Regions from separate parts of the Homo sapiens genome. Here region 1 is linked to region 2. The links are chromatin loops, found by intact Hi-C in ENCODE. Cell type or tissue: MCF 10A. All regions are shown on one strand. Links, peaks and the distances in the headings refer to the core of each region. The heading gives the core; the rest is flanking DNA.

Region 1 (10,579 bases), core at 1,416-9,415, 80 kb before region 2:
AGTGAGCCGAGATTGTGCCACTGCACTCCAGCCTGGGTAACAGAGTAAGACTCCATCTCAAACAAACAAAAATAGTAATTGTGTTTGTGAAAATAAAATGATTCACTCCCTTGTGTAAACGCATGTGGCCTCTATTTGGCTGTGACAGCTTAAAAAAAACCTCTTTTTCAAATTTCATTTTTCTTTTCCAAATGTAATCTGTGACTTTTATGCACTGCCGGAATAAGAAGTGGCTTTTCAGAGGCAAAAATAAAAATATACTTTTTTAAAAGCCATCGGTACTTCCAGGGAATAGCTTGGAAACAAGGATGTAGTTGCTATCTAAGCCATCTATTTCTTCACGTTTAAATTTTACTCTGAAAGTTACATTGGAGAAACCACATTTTCCATTTTAAAGGGGCTACTCGTATTTGGTGACATTGCCTCCACCCAGAGGGCTCCTTCCTGTGTGTTTTTCTCGCAGCTTCTTTCCTGCCTGGACGTCCACTGCTTGCCAGGTCAGTACCCGGAAAAGTCAGCAAGAAAGGCAGGGCCAAAGGGCAATTGGCTGAAGCGAGACCCCTGCATGGGTGCAAGGCAAAGCAAGCTTTCCTGAGCACCAGGGGACCTGCCTGAACTCACTGCAGATACACATGCAAGTGCTAATCACAAGGCCACTGTGAGTCGTGTTAGGTAGGGAAACAAGCGTTCTAAACGAAAGCAAGTAAGGTCACACAATTCCTCCACTGACACCAATGCATCTTAAAGGTTCAGATGTAGAGAGACAGAGATGAGAGTTTTAGAAAACATTAATATTTACTATCCACGTTCCATATTAGCACCTGATAGGGCAGAATTTTGTGTAAAAAATGGCTACATGTCAATCTAGTAAGAATCCACTTACTGAAATAAATTCTACCATGGAAAGACCTAAGAAAAAGGAAAAGTCTAATAAATTAATCAAAATGATATCAACATAATTGAACAGAACCCACCGAATAAGTAGCATGGAAATCTCTATTTAGGTGCTTGCCCGTGTGTTAACTTCCGAAGCCCTTATACTTAAAAATTATTATACTTTCATACAAAATAAACATATAATATATATTGAGAAAGAAAATTCTAAATCGTTATGCTTATAAAAATAATAAACTAGAAATATATGGCTTTTAAACATTAACTTTTAAATTCAAAACTATTAAAACTAAGTTATTAAATAAAGTCAATGTAACAAAATTTTCTACTGGTCTTTCATAATAACTCTCTAGTCAATCAATTTACGAATTGATAGTGGAGTAATACATTTGTGTCTTTTCTACTAAAAGAACATGTAACTAAAATCCAAAGTTACTATGTTTTATTGTTTAATTAAAAATTTGAACCCTAACTTGGTTATTATGTAACAATATTATAAATACCATAATAATGTGTGCTGTTCGAATGGGGTCTCCTTTTTCACTCTTCAGACACTGGAGGCTTTGGGTTTTGTTTTACTTACAATAGTTTTGTAATTTGGGACAGCATGAATAATTAGCAGGTCTCTTATGCTATGTCCAGGTGTGAACAAGCCATCATTAACATCCAGATGAGCTGTCCGCCCAGAGTGAAGACCTGAGCGAAATCTCTCCCAGAATTCTGAGCTGCAGAGTTGATGCTCAGTGCTTATTTTAATGTTTCCTGGGATCTGCAACTTACCTAAAACACATGCACACATCCAATGTCAGAAGTTTTAATTTGGTTTTTCTAAATATTCTCAGGATAATCCAAATCCAAATAGAATCTCTCATTATAATGAACACATTGTTTTATACATTGTGTTCTCAAAGAAATTGAAATGAGTCACTGACTAGAAACAAACCATAGATTGGCATCAGTTCCGGATGAGCCTCATGGAACTGTATTCTGCCATATCTAGCCTGGTACCTCCCAAAACTGTCAGCATGCCAAGTGAACCCTCAGACTGAATTTAGAGGGACTGTATTGGGAGGTAAGGTTGGAGTAGGTAAGGTCCTCGAATGTCCTCATTCAAGAGCCCTTTCTCTGGAGAGTCTTTCCCTGTGGACCTGAGAGCTAGCATCTCCACCGGCCTTTAGTGCAGCCCTCAGACCCTCTGTTACTCAGGGCTGCCTGGCTGAATTAAGCAAGGAGAGCTGAGAAGAGTTAACTGTACGTTTTGGAGGGAATTTCTCCCACTGTCATTTGTCAACTCGTTGCTTTGTCTAGGTGACACTTGTTTATTCACATGGTATTAGCATGCTCTCATGGATCTGAAAAAGAAGTCAGTTTTCCAGGGAAAAACAGGTATCTCTACTCTGAACCCTGGGACCTGATGGGCTTGTGTCTCTGTATGCCCAGGTGCATGGGAAATGCATGCACTGCTGGTGATCTAACAATGCCACCCTGAACTCTCCCCATGATTTGCTACCTATTCCCAAAAACCTAAGAACCTGGGCTATGGCCAGCAGTAAGTGAGCAGAACAAAAGAAAGAAAAAGTCTTCATAGTATTTATGGTCCATGGCCTAAGTAGAAGGAAATACCAGAAATTTCCAAGAGAGGGACTGTTTCCAGGAGATTTTTCAGACTAATTTTGCATAACCACATTTACTTATCCAAGAGTCTTAGTTTGAATTAAGCATTTGAACTTCCGGGTGCTCATTTGAACCAAAGCCAAACTCTGAACTTTTTAGGTTTCCCTGTCATTAATCAAAATTTCGAAGATCAATGGCATGTAATGAATCAAGTATAATAGCCACCATCAATTGCAATAGCAAGGAGCCACACCAGGGGAGTACCAGAATGCTATGTTGGATAAAAATCAATCTGGCTTTGAATACCAAGTGAATCGACACTGAGATCTGATACGGAGAGAAGCTGACGCCATGGGTCAGAGGCATCTGCCATGGATAAGGAGAGGCGAGCTGCCCAGCCGCACCCAGAACACACCAAACACAGACCTTGAGGCACTTGCAGGAGGTGGCGTTGGAAGGCCTAGAATTCATGTGCTGCCCTGGCATCTCTAAGCCTCCTGGGGCCCCAGAAGCTTAACCATGAGCATCCCTGCTCTGGCCAGAAAGGCCCCCACACAATGAGAAAGACCCCATCCAACTAATTCCCCTGTCAACTGAAAGAGCCCCACCCCACTGGTCCCCCCACTGAACTAACAGGTTTCACTTCCCTGCCAGTGCACAGAGTTCTGCACACAATCCCACCTCCCCACGGAAACCAGGGGGCACCCCACCTCTTGTTACTACAAAGCCCCTGCTTGTTCTGCTGGAGTCTCTGCTGTTGAGTGCAGTCCCTGCGTGGCCCTGTGTTGTGTGCAATGTCTTCTCCTGGGGCCCTGAGTAGGTTTAATTAATAAACTTCTGTTTAATTTTCCCCATCGGGTCTTGGGTGTCATGTGTCCAGCCATCTCCTACTGTTTAGAGTGGGGGATCCTTTCTCCCACAACAGGGTGAAAAAGGGGTGATCAAATAGAGTGAGGATGTCTGTCGAGGACAATTTTGCAAATATAAGGACATTTGTGGAAATATTTCAAAAATAAAAGCCAGAGAAAATTATTTACTAAGAAGTATTTAAAACAGGACTCCAAACTCTCCTCGTGAGAGGTGTGTACATGTCTGTATACGCTGTGCACACACAAGGGAAACTGCATTATCAGGGATGGACTCTGAGTTTGGTGCAGGTCTGCTGTATACCTGCATTCCAGGAAGTTATATATCCTGGAACACTGGACCCAGAGAATACTAACAGATGTGTTGAAAAATATATGGTCTGTGGTCAAACAGGCTTGAGAAATGCTGACTGTAACAAACCTAGGTTTATTACTAATGTGTATTCTAAACCATCCCACTTACTTGTAGGGCCAATATTCCACAACAACCAATGCCAGCCTACTTAATGACTTTTGTGCTTACAAAAAAAAGCAAAGTAAGTAATCGAACATATTTTTGAACCTGTCCCCATTTTCCCACTTTTCCCCATAAATAATACACGTATTTATTTGGCACAGATAAAAAAGAAAGTAAAATCATAAGCCATCTGAAGGCATCTTCAACGAATGCTCATTCCTTTGGTCGCTCCTCCTCACCAGCATCATGCCCCACCACAAACCACAAAACATTCCCAAAATTTTGAATGCTTCTTCCTCTTTCTCAGTACATTTTCCTCATTAATAAGCAAGTGGACACCTTTAGACTCATATTCAGCCCTGCAAAGATAAAAGATGACTTGCGCAGGAAAATAAAGAGTAGTGTCCAACAAAAACACAATTGCATTTGATATAGAGGAAGACACAAAACACAGCTCCATTAATATTTTAATATTTGTTTTGGAAATGTCAGCCCATTGGTATTCAGAATATATAATTCATCATACTGTTTTTGTTTACAGAGTGTACATTGTAAAATCTCTTGATTCTAAAAGTTTTCAGGATAATATTTCGGAGAATTTTCCCACCAAGACAATACTGAAGACTAGATTGATTAAAGACAGACAGAGACAAAGAAAGGGGATAGAGATAATGATAAGCAATGTAGGAAAGAATTAGAGCCACGTAAGGTAAGGAAGGTGAGTTTGATATGCTAGACAACGGTGAGATCTACTCATTGACAAAACAAAAAGTATCAAAGACTATCTTAAAGAGCTCTAAGAATTATTTTGTACAAGAATGCTTAAATTTAATTTTAAACAAATGTATTTATTTTTAATGATTAAAGTCCAAATTGACTGTTTTACTTGGTTGCATTCTTACCATCACTGATTAACAGAAAATAATGCATACACCAGCACTATAAAATTCATAGCAGCATTAGTATAGCTAAAATAATTCAGTCATTTAGAAATTATTAAGCTAATACTATTAAACATGGTTGTACTAGATACTAGAAACAAATGCATGATTCAGACATAGTCCTTGTCCTCAAAGAATTTATAGTCTAGTCACACATTATTAAAAATATACACCAGGTTTTAATCATTCTTGCTGTTGATTTGAAGGAAAACGTCTTTTTTAGAAAATGTAAGCAACCTATACAATTGAAATCACTTTAGCCAATGGTTAAAAGTGTTTTATTTTAGTTAGTTGGTTCATACAAAACCATTTCAAATATATGGTTACCTGGACAAAAAAAGCAAGATGTCAAATGCAAGGGATAATATGACTATATCTTTATGCTCCTTGCATTGTCTCTTGGGTCATAATTTATAATAATGAAGTAATCAGCACTAAACCGTTCTTAACCCATGGCCCAAATTGGTATTTCATAAATAATATCTTACTAGAAATAAGTGACTGTACTTCTAAACCAAGATACTTGCCAAATCAATGAGGAGTAGGTGGTTTATTCAAAAAATGTTCTTCAGACAACAGACTAATTGCAAAGGGAAAAAAAACGTTAGATGTCTTATACCTTCAAGGAAAATAAGTTCCAGTTGAATTTTAAGATATTCATGTAAAAGTGAAACTATAAAAATAATAATAAATTATGGGGTAAATAATTACAAAAGTTTGGAGTGAGGACAAAGTGTCTTCAAACATGACATCAAAGCCAAAGCCGTAAAGGCCATGGCTCCGATGAGACGCATCTCTTTCAAGTCGGGGAGTACCACTGGTGCTTGTCATACAGGGTGTGTTCATTTTCCACTGCTGAGTAACACATTACCACAGACTGAATGCCTTAAAAGAACAAAAATTTACTATCTCACGATTTTTGTGAGTCATGAATTTGATGCATTCCACTTAGGGCCTCCGCTCAGCATTTCCCCAGGCTGAAATCTTGGTGTTGCCTGGCTGATCCTCATCCTGAAGCTGCACTAGAAAAAAGACCCACTTCTAAGTTCCCGCAGATGGTTGGCAGAATTCACATCCCTGTCGTCTAGCCAAGGCCCCCATTTTCTTACCAGCTGTCATCTAGGAACCCCTCGCTTCCCAGGAGTCTCTCTCAGGTCCTCACTACGTGTCCCTCTCTGCAGACAATTCAAACACGGCTGTTTGCTTCTTCAAGGCCGCAGGAGAATCTATTACTTAGAATCTCTCTTCAGGGAAGGCCTGAGCTCTCTTTTAAAGGATTTACCTGATTATGTCAGGCCAACCCAGACTGAGTCAACTAATTAAGAACCTTAAATACATCTGCAAAAGCCCTTCACTTTGCCATAAAATATTTACGGGAGCAAAATTATGTGAGGGTGACAAGCTCCACCCACACTCCAGGGGAGACGATTATCCAGAACCTGTCTAGAGGGTGGGGATGCTGGGGGCATCTTAGCATTCTGCTTCCATTCAGAAGGAGACCAATAAGTACTTTTAAATAAATGAATGACAAAATAATCCATCCAAAGAAACTTTAAGAGTGAACTTCAAACCCAGAAAAACATTTTGTGACAATACAATTTTTATTTTAGTCCACTAAGCCATAATTTTTTAATGTGCAAATAATATGAAAAGGACATTTATAAATGATTTTAAAATATGTTACATGTGATCAATTTCACAAACAATGAAATAAATGCAGATAATAACGAGATATTTACGTAAGAGTTTGGTGAAAACCCTTTTTAAGAGAACACACGGCGTTGATGCAGAAGTGTAAGAAATCATACTTCATACCACATCATACCTCGAGAAAATAAATTGATATAACCTTTATGGAGAACATTTTAGCAATATGTATCAAACACTTTTAGAGAGCTCATCCCTTTGACCTGGAAATTCCATTTTTAGTAATTGATCCTAAGGGGGAAAAATTGATAAGAATGCAAAGATGGATGTACCCCATCTGGATCAAAATAGCAGAGTAAGTGCACTCATTTTTTACCCTTTTCGCCCAATATCCCACCAAATTCAAAACAAGATAGAGAACAGAGACATCACTAGCAAGCCATAAATTTTGGCACATTTTTCTGGAGACAGCATCAAAGTCACACACAATAAATGTTATCACAAAACTAACAAAAAAAAAGACAGAGAAGGCAGAGGCAAAGAGAGTTACAGCCCATACTACATTAAAGAAAAGTCTTCAAAGATACTTCTCTTGTTTGCCTTGATCCAAACACAGAAGTAGCTGTTGGGAGAGCAAGAGTAGGCTGTGGAGAAATGTGTCCGGCTTCAGTGTCACTCTTGTCATTAACCTTGTCTTATGCATTTGTTTACATACTGGTCACTCTTGCCCCACAAGACTGTAGGTTCCATGATGACTTCAAACATTAAAATATCAAATAGTAATAATGAAACCCAACAGTGACAAGAAAAAAAAAAGCTTGTTGGGGGGCGGGGTGGGGGTGAAGACCGTGGGAATCAATCTAAATCAATCTAACTTAAAATCAATCACTTAGATTGTACCAAAGTAATAGATCCATCACCCAGCACCCCAGGATCTATCACTGTGCGAGGTCCCACTCCCTGCAGGGGTGTCTGCGTTACTGGGAATGAATGGAGCCCAGCCACATTGGTTCCTGCCTAGACACAGACCTTTGAGAATGTGAGAATTACATGATGTACCACAGGGAAAGGAATGTCTGGCTCAGGTCATAATTTTTTTTGTTACATCCATTATTGTTCTGGATGTTACTATTGTTGTTGTTATCAGGATTTTAACCTGGTTGTGTACTTCAACCACATGTAAACCAAATGCTCCTTAAAATTATCTAACTTGGCCTCTTGATCTATTCTTTACCTATCCCATTATCAGAAGAGAATGAGCCTGGAACCCCACGTCTATAAGCTATGAATGCTAGTGGGCACTTTTGATATCATTAGCTACTTGGGTTATTATCAGTTGTAGGAAAAGTTCGGCAGCATATTTGTCATATCACTATTCAATAATGACTGGAACAGAAATAAATGCAGGTATCATAATTCCTATCTTGCTATTTGACATAAATTTTGTCAACAGCTATACCCAAACACTCTCACAGTATCCTGACTAATGCAAATTGATTTCTGATGCTTCAGTCGACTATTGAATAGTCGACTGGGGATATTTTAATATCCCCAGACAAAAAGAAAAACAAAACAAAAATGTGATTTCATTTATATGGCTAAAATATATCGTCATTAATTGTATAGGAATGATTTCCAGTGGGCTGAAGTCAGGGAAATGGCTGACTAAATAGAAGAGATAACCGAAAAAAAATACATCTAAGTGGATGTATTACGAGAAAGGATGTATAGAAGAAATAAAGGAAGAATAGGTTCATTGCTACAAGCCCAGGTGTTTCAGCTTAATTCCTTGCTCAAGCTCTCTTTGTTCAGGTTATGGGAGAAATGGACCCCCAGCAGGAGTGGAATCAACTTCCGACTTCATCAGGATTCTGAAGGGAGATTCACATATGGGACATCACCACATGCTACCACAGCAACACTGAACATTGAACAGAATGTAGAGAGATTTTGTGTATACCCACTCCTCCTGCATATACATAGGCTGCCCCTAGTCAGCATCCCAAACTGGAGCGGTATATTTGTCATAGTCAATGAATGTACATTGACACATCATTGTCATGCAAAGTCCATGGTTTACATTAGAGTTCACTCTTATACGTTCTATGGGGTTGGACAAATGATTCTAAATTTTTTATGGTTACTGTAGCCTTGTAGTATGGTTTGAAGTTGGGCAACATGATGCCTCCAGCTTTATTTTTTATTCTTAGGACTGCCTTGGCTATTCAAGTTCTTTTTTGATTCCATATGTATTTTAAACTAGCTTTTTTTCTAATTTTGTGAAGAATGTCATTGTTAGTTTGATAGGAATCGCATTGAATCTGTACATTTCTTTTAAACAGTATGGCCATTTAAAAAATATTGGTTTCTCCTATCGATAAGTATGGAATATTCTTCCAAAATTGAGGAGGAGGGACTCCTTCCTAACTCATTCTATGAGGCCAGCATCATCTTGATACCAAAACCTGGTAGGACATAGAAATAAAAGAAGACTTCAAGCCAATGTATTTGATAAACATAGATGCAGAAATCCTCAACAAAATACAGCAAACTGAATCCAGTAGCACATCAAAAAGCTAATACACCATGATCAAGTAGGCTTTATCTCTGGGGTGCAAAGTTGGTTCAACATACACAAATCAATAAATATGATTCATTATATAAACAGAACTAAAAACAAAAACACATGATCATTCAACAGATATAGGAAAGGCTTTCAATAAAATTCAGCATCCCTTCATGTTAAAAACCCTCAACAAACTAGGCATTGAAGGAACATACCTCAAAATAATAAGAGCCATCTATGACAGCCAACAGCCAACATCATGCTGAAGGGACAGAAGCCAGAAGTATCATCCTCGAAAACCGGAACAAGACAAGGATGCCCCCTCTCACCACTCCTATTCACCATAGTACTGGAAGTCCTAGCCAGAGCAATCAGGCAAGAGAAAAAAATAAAAGGCATCCAAACAGGAAGAGAGGAAGTCAAATTATCTCTTTTTGCAGGCAATATGATTCTATACCTAGAAAACCCACAACCTCTGTCCAAAAGCTCCTCGGTCTGATAAACAACTTCAACAAATTTTCAGGATACAAAATTAATGTACAAAAATCAATGGCATTTCTACACACCAACAACCTCCAAGCTGAGAGCCAAATCAAGAATGCAATCCCATTCACAATCCACAGAAAGAATAAAATACCTAGGAATACAGCTAACCAGGGAGGTGAAAGATCTTTACCAAAAAAAAAAAAAAAAAAATTACAAACACTGCTCAAAGAAATTGGAGATGACACAAACAAATGGATATCCATGCTCATAAACAGGAAGAATCAATATTGCTATCATGGTGATCCTGCCCAAAGCAATTTAAATATTCAGTACTATTCCTATCAAACTAACAATGAAATTCTTCACAAAATTAGAAAAAAAAACTATTTTAAAATACATATAGAACCAAAAAAAGAGCTCAAAGCTCCAATAGCCAAGGCAATACTAAGCATGAATAACAAAGCTGGAGGCATCATGTTACCTGACTTCAAATTATGATACGACATACAGTAACCATAAAAATTTCAGAATCAGTTTGTGTCAACATTCACAAAATAACTTGCAGAATTTTGATTCGGATTACATTGAATCTAAAGATCAAATTAGGAAGAACTGACATTTTGACATTATTGAGTATTCCTATCCAATAACATGAAATATCTCTCCATTTATTTAGTTCTTCTTTGATTTCTTTCATCAGAGTTTTGTAGTTTTCTTCATAAAGATCTAGCACATAGTTCATTAGGTTTATACATAAGCATTTTATTTTGAGGGGTGGTGATGTAAATGGTACCATGTTTTTAATTTCAAATTCCAGTTGTTCATTGCTGACATATAGGAGAGTGATCAACTTTCTTGTTAACCTTGTATCCTACAAACTTGCTGTATAATTGCTTATTAGTTCCAAGAGTTTTGTTGTTGTTGTTGATTCCTTTGGATTTTCTGCATAGATAATCATGTTGTTTGCAAACAAGATAGTTCTTCTTTCTTTCTTCCCAATCAGTAGAACTTTTATTTCCTTTTTTATTTTTGTCTTTTTGCATTAGCTACAACTCTCAGAATGATACTTAAAAAGACGGCTGGGTGCCGTGGCTTATGCCTGTAATCC
Region 2 (10,579 bases), core at 1,621-9,620:
AGAATGCTCATCTTCCCCAGGACCGCAGATGTTGTCACACGTCGGGGTCATCCATTCTGACATCAGCAGAGACTCCCAGCAGCAGAGACCTCTCCCTCTGGCTGGGGAGCCAGTCGCTGGAGCAGGGACCCTTCAGCCCCACTCCTGCTCTGCAAGCTCTCACCCATCTCCATACAGAGAACACAGAGAATTGTTCTGCCACTGCTGATCACCGCTTGGCTATGGGAAGCTCTGGGCAGCTGTTAAGTCCCCTCTGCCTTGAGATCCCTATATCCACTGTCACTGTGGGCGCTTGGTGCTTCCATGGAGACTTACCTGGGAAAGTATGCCCAGATTCTCCAATCCTTTCTGGTGTTTTTGTTAGCTCTGTATGAGGTGTTCATGGTGCAGCAGAAGGATGACAGAGCTCAGTGTCTCTTCCATTAGGGACCCACTAACAGAAGAGGGAGTATTTGTGCACTCCTCTTTCCCTATCTGAAAGTCCCAGGGAATCTTGATCTTGTCAGGATTGGGTGCATGACTGTTAATTGTCAGCCATTCTTACAAACACATTTTATAAACTGAATATTTTGTGTTCTCTGAATTCTATGCTCTCAGAATTCAAAAACCAAGATGAACTTTCCCCCTCTTTTTTGCTGGTGTCACTCATCCCTGAGCGGGGTACGCAAAATACCAAAGCCAATTATGTGGTACGTTCAAAGGGTCCAAAACCACCCAGGGTGAAGCATCAGACCACCAGGTTTGTGTTTGCCAAATGCCCACTCTCCCGGATCCTCTTATTCTCTCTTCAAAAACAGACACAAAACAACAATAAGAAACATCCTCCATTCTTAGTGACAGCTGAGGGTTTGGATGATGCGGATGAGCTGGAGGAGATTTTCCATTCCTACCACAGCGAAGGCAACTGAATACATTCTCCTTAGCCACTGTAGTTCTCCAGAAAGCCCCTGGGCCCCAGAGGTAATGCAGGGCTCTCTTCTCCTTGACCCATCTTTCCCTTCCCCCAGTGCTCCTCCCTCTTCCTTCCTCCTCTGATATGTGGAGTGGGTTCCTCTTAAGTAGGAAGCCGGCAGGCATGTCGAGGCATCTTTTCAGCAGTCAATGGAGCAGGAGTTATTTTTTATTCTTTAGTGCAATTCCAGTCCCTAGCACAGTACTTGGCATGTAGTAAGTGCACAATAAATAGAGGAGTAACTTTGCATTTACATGAAAACACTTTTTGCAACCAAGCCACATTCTTTACATTTCCTTGGGGACAAAAAAAATTTATTTTTATCCTTTGATAATAAATTTTATGTCTACAATCAATAGTAACTTGGAACTCATCTTGGGAAACAACATGGATAGCCATGCTAGATAATGACTGTGTGTGTGTGTGTGTGTATGTGTGTGTGTGTGTGTGTGTGTATGTGTGTGTGTGTGTGTGTGTGAGACAGAGAGAGAGAGACTCCTAGGCATCATCATCCTAAGCAAGTACAAATCAGGAGTTTGTTTCTTTGCAAAATAAATAGTTGTTCTTTGTTTCTTTTGTTTTTGCTATTGTTTTCTAAGATAAATACTATGAAGGGCACAGCACTCATTTGAATGCCTATATGTCATTTATTTGATTAATTTATTAAACATATTTGAGGTGTCTACAATTTATTCATCCCTGTTCTAAGCAATGCAGATCACGTGTTGAAGTAGACAAGGTGTTTGCACTCATGAGACTTACAAGAAGGAAGACATCCTAAGTCAAGCAAGGATGGCCCTTATACAGAGATTCTGAGACAAGAGGGACCAGTCATATTCTAGAGACTGGGTCATAGAACCTGTTCGGTCTGGCTGGAATGAAAATTGCAAGGTGGGGGAAGTGGAGAAGAGAGGCAGGGGATGCTGAGAAATTGATTTGGAGGGAAGCAGATCATACCAGACCACGAATGGCCTTATGTGTCCTGTTTTATACTAATATCCTAAGAGCAATGGGAATCATTAAAGGGTTTAAGTACAGACATTGGATCTCTGCTCTGGAAAGAAGAGTTCAGCAGCAAAATGGGAGGTTACCGAAGGAGGCAAGATTAGAGGCAGGATGATAGTTACGTGTCTTCTCCAGATACAAGCCAGAGACCACTGGTTCAGGTAGGTAATTTCACAGGGGGTGATCAGGAGAAAATAAAAGCAGACAAAATCAAAGACATTTAGAATTCACAATAGTAAAGCCTGGAGATGGACTGGGTTTAGTGCGGAGACAGAAAGCTTGGCAGCTGAACATCTGGCATGGGCTAGGGCTCTGGAGGCTCAAATGGGGAGTAAAGAAAGAATCTCTGGGAGAGGGACTGTTGGATTCCACCTTAGACTTTCTTCAGGAAGCATCCTTAGGATGCCCAAGGAACACTCAGGTAGGGGGGCCCAGGAGCATCAGCGTGGAGGCCTGGAGCCTGGACCTCAGCGACTGCCAGCATGTTTTTGAGTGTCTCATAATCAGAACACAGGAAGTCCAAGAAGAGGAGACGATGCATTTGTACCAAAAGTTCATAGACAAGAGGCTATATATAGACCCAAAGGTGAGACTGCATTGGATTCAAATAAGAGTTCGGATTTGAATGAAAATACAGGCAAGGGGAAATTCAAGGTACAACGAACAGCAATGAGACTGGGGGAGGAGGAAGGAGAAAGAAAAACGGATACTGATCACAGAAATCCAGCAAGTGTGTTCGATCAAGTATTTTACTAGGAGTGGGGGTTCTGTAAACCTATAGGGAGTCTTCCTGAGACTCAGCACTCAGAGCCTGGCCTCTGGTACCCACATACAATACTCATCACTATCGTCAGGAGACTAGCTTTACTGTGACTCAAGGCACAGGGAGGCCAAGACATTTGGTCAATGTTTCATGTCAGAGCAACATGGGAGCCTATGTGCCCAGGGCCCCGTGATGCTTCCAAACCTCATACCTCCTCAGATGATGGTCACCTCACTAAGACTGTTGCCCGATTCTCAGCAGCATCCAATGTCAGAATAGCACTCTTTCCACAAACCAGGAAGATTCTGCCAGAAAAAGCAGCAGGCAGCAAAATATTCTTAGTACTTGGTGGAGGGATTCCCTTTCTTTCAAAACCTAATTAAGGACTGGCAAATAGAAATCTTGCTCAACTCAGGTTTTATATAGCAATTGATTGTTTTATTTAAGCGTCTGCTTTAAATTCACCGTATTTTCTTCGTTCCTTTCTTTCCTTCTTTCTTTATTTTTAACAAAGTTGCCCACACTCAACTATTGTGAAAACTCAGAATACAGAGATTGAGAATCTAAACCTTGTTTGTTTTCACATGTACTTGCCCTCTCTTGGAGAATTTGGGCTTCATCTGTTGAAGGCCAGAGGTCAGAACAGTGTTGATCCTGGAAGCTCAGGAAGCCTTGGGGGACATTTGGAAGTTTAGATATTCTGGGGTCCATGTTCTATGCCAAGAACTAGTCCCTCAGTGTGTAGCAGCAGAACAAGTGTAATGATTTGATTTCTTATAGCCACTGTCACCTTCATCTATATATTTGCTGGTGATTTATTAATATCTGTTCTACCTGTCTCGGCCTGCAGGAGACCTTGTATTGCTGCATGCCTTCTATAGAGCAGGGAGAAATGAAGGGAGCAGATGGGATTATGACTTATTTTCCAACGTTGAATTTATAAAAAGATCTTTTGTCAGACATTGCACAGCAGTTTGTAGGATGAAATTAATCCTATGAATAAAATTGCTAACCTCCACCTAAAATAGGTGCTTTATTTAAAGAAGGATCGATGAGGCTTGCTAAATATTATTTTTAGTGTTGATGAAAGATTTTCATAATATCAGGCTGCAAACATGGGCTAAAGTGGCAGTTCTGGATGCCATGCCAGCGTGCTGGAGCTGGCTAACGATGTCACCCACAATGTCAGTGAGGCAAAGCCACCCCTGAGCTGTCTCCAGGCCTCTGTCCCTCCTCTGCAATCTCAGGGTAGGAGAAATGTTTTTCTCAATGCATGTGAATCTAACTTTGGACACATCTCACAGTCTCATCTTCCAAGGATCATCATTCGTGAGTTAGACAGCAAAACGGTTAGCCGTGTCCACCATGTAACAAAACACATTCTTGAGGCCGTCAGGCCAAACCCCTGAGCTCTTTGTTCTTTGCCCAATGGTCTCATGGCTTCTGGTTTTTAGGGGAACATTATGACTGGTCTACTATTTTGGTGCTGCTTCTTTTTGAAAAGGTTCAGAAAGAGAGTTTATTTCAGAGTTCGCATATACTCGACTTCTATCTATCATCCTTTATACAAGGCTAGTAAGGGCTTTGAGAAGCCAGTGCATCCTACATTACTGTCTTTGTGGCCTTTGGTGTTTCATTCTCAGAGAATTATTCCAGGGTTCCTAGCTATTCTGAACTCAAAATTCCTGTTACCATCAAACAGTACTTGCTCCGGTGAGTATAATCCTCAGCCTCAAAACACTCCAAAATCTTGGGGGGAAAAATTAAATTTTAAAATGTGTTCATTAGATAAAAACAAATGGTCAATTTTATTGTAATATTTTGATTATATCTATCAAAAAAATAAAATGCTTTTTCCCCCTTTTGTCTCTTGCAGCTTTCTACGTTTGAAGTCATCCAGGAACACAGCAGAAGCAGAATAAATGACACTACGTTTCTCTCTCATGGCCTTCATACCATGGATTTCCCCTGCTCAAGATGAAAAGAAATTAAGAGGAAATCAGATTGCTTAGAGATAGCAGATTATTGCTCACTTTTTAAAAGGAGCTCCACAGAGAGAATGAAGAACGTGTAACTTTTTGCAATGATAATGTCTGCTTTGTTCTTGAGGGGCACTCTTCCTTTTTCTGTTCAGGAATATTCCGGAGGAGAGCTGCAGATGCCACCCAACCCTGCGAAATCTGCCCTGCGTGTCGAAACAGATCCAGCAGTGCAAAGAACTTCTTCATTAGGACATCAAGCCTGTAGTCATATTTTCAATTGCTGCTGTAACTTTTTCCTTGCAAGTGCTTTCACTTATTTCGGGACCACCTAAGGCTCTGTGTGGTATACAGCAACACAGTTTGAGATATTTCTGTGATGTTCTGTATATCATATAGTTGCTAACAACCTGTCAAAGTCATCCTGACACCAAACTGAGAAGCTGATGGTTTGGGTAACATATTAGAGGAGATGAAAAAACCGACAGTCCTCATTACTGTAATAAAACCAGCAGAGACACACTGAGAATCAATTACTGATTGTGACCTAATGAACTAACCCTCAGTCAAGTAGAAAACTGCACCAAGCCTCTTACATTATCAAATGATTTAGGATGGAGCACTGTCTGAAGACGGGCAACAAGTCGAGGCAGATGAGTTTTCTTATATTGTGGCTGACTTAATTACCTTGTTCCTGAGTGCAGAGATCAAATTGAGCAACTTAAGGTGCTAAAGCTCTGTGCCAGCTGGAAATGAAAAGGAAATAATTAACACCAACAAGAGCTACGTCTAAGGTTGTGGCACCTCCTGACAGAAGCAAGGAGACTCAAAGTTAAGGCGGCTGCAAAGTCCTTGACGAGGTGAGCCCTGCTCTATCCGCCTGGCTGGATTCGTCCAGGTTGCCTGTGGCAGCTGTGCACTGAAGAGTCCGGCTGGGGAGCCAGGGATTCAGAACTCACAGTGCAGCCTGACGACCAAAGGGCAAATCCACCTGAGGACCTGAGTGCAGATGGCTGGGCTCCCCGGAACAAAGTGGAGGAATGACAGAGGTGTAACTCTTACACCACAGCCTCCATCTGTGTGTCGCAGAGAAAAATACTATAATGGAGACTATTCTTACACACATACACACACACACACACACACAGAGTTCTTGTCACCGATGGAACAGTCTGTCTTTGTCTTTCATCTCCCACATTCATGTCCAGATCCCATTGCGCTGCATCACACGTGAACCCAGTGAGGTCAACAATGAATGGATGGTGTTCACAAAGAAACCAGCTTATGGAAGGGGACCTGTTACAATTCTTTGAATTAAGTTCTTGGAAGCCATTTTTCATCTCATTTGTCACTATAGTGTTCTTCTCTTCACACATGCAGGGGTGGCAAGGCATCAAACCAAAACATGGCAGGCTCCTTCACTGCCAGACTAGGAGATGAATCCTGGGTACACTGAAAAGGAAGCACTCAGAAGCAGTGACAGTGATGACAATCGAGGCCCCAGGTTCACATCCCTCAGTCCTCCCATGAAGGATCTAGTCCCACTCAGAGGACACGCCCAGGCTGCATCTGCACTACCTGTACTTCCCAACAGGCATTTGGAGAGGAGAGACTCAGCTCTGTCAACATAAAGCTCTGTGAAGCCAGCTTGAGTGCTTCCCACAAAGGGTTGAGTGGGATTAATCTCCCCACATCACTGATGAATCAGTCCCATCAGCACTGCATGTGGCATCATCAGACCACAAGGACACACTTCATGAAGGGGTTTCTCAGTATTGAGTCATCACTCGAAGACCTGACACACAAATGAGTCACAGCTGGGAGAGTGTTTGGAGAAATGGGCATTTGAGAAATGGGCTGTGTAGGCCGTATCCCCTCCATAGGAAGTCGGCAAACTAGGGCGAGGCAAGGATGCTCCCACTGCAGCCACACACTACAAATCAGGGGCAGGGATGCTTAACTCTGCCCAACTTTAGATGAGTTTTAAAAAGCAGCACTTCTCAGACCTAGTTAAATGCAGATTCTGATTCATAGGTCTGGGTGAGGCCAGAGATTGTGCAATTCTAACAAATCCGCGACAATGCCGCTGGACTTGCCTGTGTTTGAACTATCCTGGGAGCATCACGGCCTCAAATCTTCTGTTCCTTCCCCCAGGGTCCTTATCCAGTTGGGCAGACATACTAGACATTCTAACTACATCCTATGAGCACAATCATAAGTCCTATGAGCAACTTACCACTCCAAAGGAGGTAGATGGAACTGAGTGCTCTGGTAAATTTCTGGAGCACCAGGCCCCTTGGCCAGCCCAGTCTTCAAGGCCCACTTTTGGGAGCATGGCCTTTAAGGCCCTCACACGAGCAAGCCAATAAGTGGTAAGGAGCAGAGCAGAATTCCCCAGGGGCTGGAGGGTAGGTGTTGATCAGGCCCAGGCAAGCACAGCACAGTCAAAGTAAACCCATCCAGGCCTGTGTACCCTGCCCCGACCATGAGACTCCCTGGAGTTAGTTGAGTCTGACCTGAGAGCAAGGTACAGTCACCGGGAGTAATTTTCAAATTAATGAATTGTGTACAGACCATGAGGCAACTGCTTGTCCAGATGCCTTTCATAGTCCACTGATGGAAGCATTCACTAGGCTCCTTGCAGAACTGAATGCTGCAAAAAAGAATTACACAACATCCAGAAACTTGAAAAAGAGGGAAGGGAGATTTGGTACAGGCATCTCGCTCACTAACCTGAGTCTTTGTTGAATGAGAACACGGTGCCTGGTGCGGCCACTGCTGCCACCAGGGACGCCAGGCCAAGCCATCATTCAGTGCTGCTCTGCAGCGTGCTGCCCTGCCCTCCTGAAAGCTGCGTGATTCATTGGATTTAATATTGTCCTGAGTCTCACTCCAGGGAATTCTGCAGGAATGTTGTTCAAAAAAAAAAAAAAAGAAAGAAAGAAAGAAAAAAAAAACAGCCATTTCAAACAGTCTGTAGGCTCCGTTCTATAAAATAGGTTATTAACTTGCAGTGATGGCAGCCAATAGTTCAATTGCTGTAAGGTCACAGGTTATTCAATGGGAAGGACCACATTTTCGATTGTTTTACCCTGACTCCCCGCTGATATGCAGGCTTTACCAGGATTAGTGTTAAAATCCTCACTGTGAAACGCAAAGCCCAGAAAGAAAGCCGCATCCTGCTCGCCTCCGCCTCTGAACCAATGCGGGACCTGTAAATACTCCTCCCCTTGGCTGCTCTCAAGTCCCTTTACGATGAGGCTGGCTTGTAGCAGCGAAGGGGTCGCGCGGGGACTCTCTCCACCTCCTCCAAAGACTATATAATAGCCCATGCAGACATTTCCTGATGTTTAAAATCTCTCCAATTTTCCTCCTCTGCTCCTGCATTTTTAATCTCTGGAATGCCTATGACTGGACGCATGTGCCTACTCCTCCCCACCCCCATCCACCAACATGAAAAGAAGATTCTGTCTGGATTTGGGTCTGCTCTTTTCTGGATACCTACGGGAAGTTCATCGGGTGCTCTCTTACACTTGCCAAGCTGAATCAGGCCCCCAGAGGGTTTCCCTCCCACATTGCCTTCCCGCATCATGAGGGAGGCTGCTGCTGTCTGAAACATAATAAACGTTTCTTAAAATTCCTTTCCGATCACACCTAAACTCTGACAAGTATTTGCAGCTTCTATCTCCTTTGAATTTAAGGAGGATGACAAACCTGAGCACAGAACAAACAATATCTCCACCTAATGATTGCAAGCCCAACTTCCAGGACTTGACTTCCGAGGCCTTACTGACTTCCGGAACTTGGCTTCCGGAGCCTGACTGACTTCCACAGCCTGACCCGGAAGGCTTTGGTAATTTTGAACCGGAGCTTTTTCAGGAATCTGCGGGCTTGGTGTCTGAGGCCCTCACAGTCAAGCCCCATCCACACACTGGACATCACAGCTCTGCCCCATGGACAGTGCAGATAATGTTTAATTGAAAACAAAAGTGTCATTTTGGAAGGCCTGCCCCACCCCACGCCCCCACCTGACACACGTGGAGGCTTCAGAGTGTGCAGGGCTGAGCCTCACGACCTTCTCCCTCGAATGTTCCCTGAAGCCCCTCGGATCTCTTGACACAGGCGCCTTCTCCATCCCTGCCGCCCGCTGCTCTCACCGAGGGAGGCTGCTGTCGCCACACCCTGAGCTGGGCTTCGCGGTTGAGATTCACAGTAACTCGCCTCAAAGAAGCTACCGGCAGGGAAACATCTCCTCAGGGTATGTCTGCTCCCAAACAGACGCCACTTGGAAAAGATCACGTTTGCTGTTTATCTTCTATTTGCCACAGTAGTACACGAAAATAGAGTATTTGCAAGAAATTAAGAAGAACAACGAAACTGAAACTACCTGATGATCCCACCCTTGAGATAAACACGGGTAACATTTTGTAGGATTGCTTTTCAGTCTTCTCAGTCCCATTTCAAAAACAGCACAACATACAGTGTGAGATCTCTTGAAAGTTGTCAACCATGGGCTTTAGACCGAACTTGGGAATGAATATTCTGCCTTTTCTGTTCACGGCCTGCGTACGTTTCCCACCTCTGCCTTTCCTACCCCTCTGAGTGTTCTTGGAGGAAACCATGGTGTGCCCACGAGGCCATTCTGGGGATATGTTTAAAACTCCTCCTTCACAGAAACAGCCAAAGGGTGAAAGTATAAATCAGCTGCCCAGTGTTCAAAAAAAAAAAATCAACCATGCAGGGTTCAGGCTGGCCTTCCCAGCAGCCGAATGAGCAGAAGGGCTCAATGCTCTGCAGATTTGGGGATGTGCCCTAACACATGAAAGACTTGTCATCTGAAAATCACCGGGGGCCATGGGGGCCTCCACTAAGGTCCTCAGAGGCCTTCCTTCATCCACACACAGCCGGGCAACTCCAAAAGATGCTGTGCCCTGGGCAACATCCGAGCACTTCTTTTTGAAGGCTCAAAACAGGCCGTGTGCCACCCACATAGCACCTGGCCTTCCCCTTCACAGCAGGTAGCTGATGTCGCTGTTGGTCTGTACTTGGAGGTTATTTGATGCTTGTCTGTCTTCCCCCATGAGATTTTAAACTTCACAAGAATAGCGACTTTGCCACTTATGCTCAGAATTTTATTTCTAGTGCCTAAAACCAAGGTTCTCAACAAATATTTGGTGAGTAGATGAAGAAATAACAAGTGGGTGAGTAAAAAGGGTGGAATTTCCAAGGCTAGTATGACCAATAGCTGGCCCAACCAAGATCATTCCCCTCACAAGCTGTCACTCCTCCTTTACCCCCAACCCTCCACCTCTACACCTTACCTACCGTGTGTGACTCTGAATCACCCACCAGGAAGGCAAAACTGAGACAACTAAAGAGAATACAAGGGCACACGCCTTCCTGTTAAGGTCCTGACAGTTTATGACGCTAAAAAAAAAAAAAAAAAAAAAAAAAAAGGTAATACTGGAAGCATCTAGCTATGATCCTGATGATTTGAGAAAAGCCACAAAACTTGGCTAATTGGGATCATCTCCCTTTTATAAGCTCCAAATTTGATGGCCCTTCAAAGACACTTTCTAAATCCTACCTCACACTACCTATCATTCTTAGTAGAAGCTACCCACTTTCCACAAAGTAATACAGACTATCAGATAATGAGTTTCTAGAATTTATCTATGCCCACCCAGTCTATCTTTGCACTTCTGTTAGAGAAAAAGATACTCCTGTACTTCTCCAAATCTGACCAGGCTACTTTTGACTCTTTCAGTCTCTCTCCCCACAACCTTTCCCCACACATGCACATACATAGACACACACATATATCTTTAATCTTTCCGTTTAATTTGTCTTCTTCTCTCCCATCTGTAAACATGCTCAAAA

What was found. A loop is a pair of places that touch in the nucleus more often than their neighbours do. Peaks named below come from ENCODE experiments on the same cell type or tissue, not always from the same donor. Only the 100,000 strongest peaks of a DNase experiment are listed, where the experiment ranks them.
Region 1: it touches region 2 in a loop (12-fold over the local background); 3 of 110 quality-filtered maps call a loop at or near these places.

Annotation. Positions count from the first base shown.
Region 1 is chr18:75,485,068-75,495,646 of GRCh38, reverse strand. No RefSeq gene overlaps it. Among named protein-coding and RNA genes, the nearest start is that of SMIM21, 63 kb to the right of the region's middle. RefSeq lists an enhancer at 5,033-6,232. In MCF 10A, for the core only: no CTCF peak of the experiment used is centred there; a DNase peak (open chromatin) is centred at 5,656.
Region 2 is chr18:75,404,927-75,415,505 of GRCh38, reverse strand. SMIM21 (small integral membrane protein 21) reads left to right here. Exons shown (of 3, transcript NM_001037331.3): 3 at 4,597-6,030. The coding sequence ends at 4,642. It overlaps LOC105372200 (a long non-coding RNA gene), which reads right to left and starts at 10,060. Exons shown (of 4, transcript XR_935636.3): 1 at 8,414-10,060; 2 at 7,433-7,601. RefSeq lists an enhancer at 5,847-7,046. In MCF 10A, for the core only: no CTCF peak of the experiment used is centred there; a DNase peak (open chromatin) is centred at 6,435.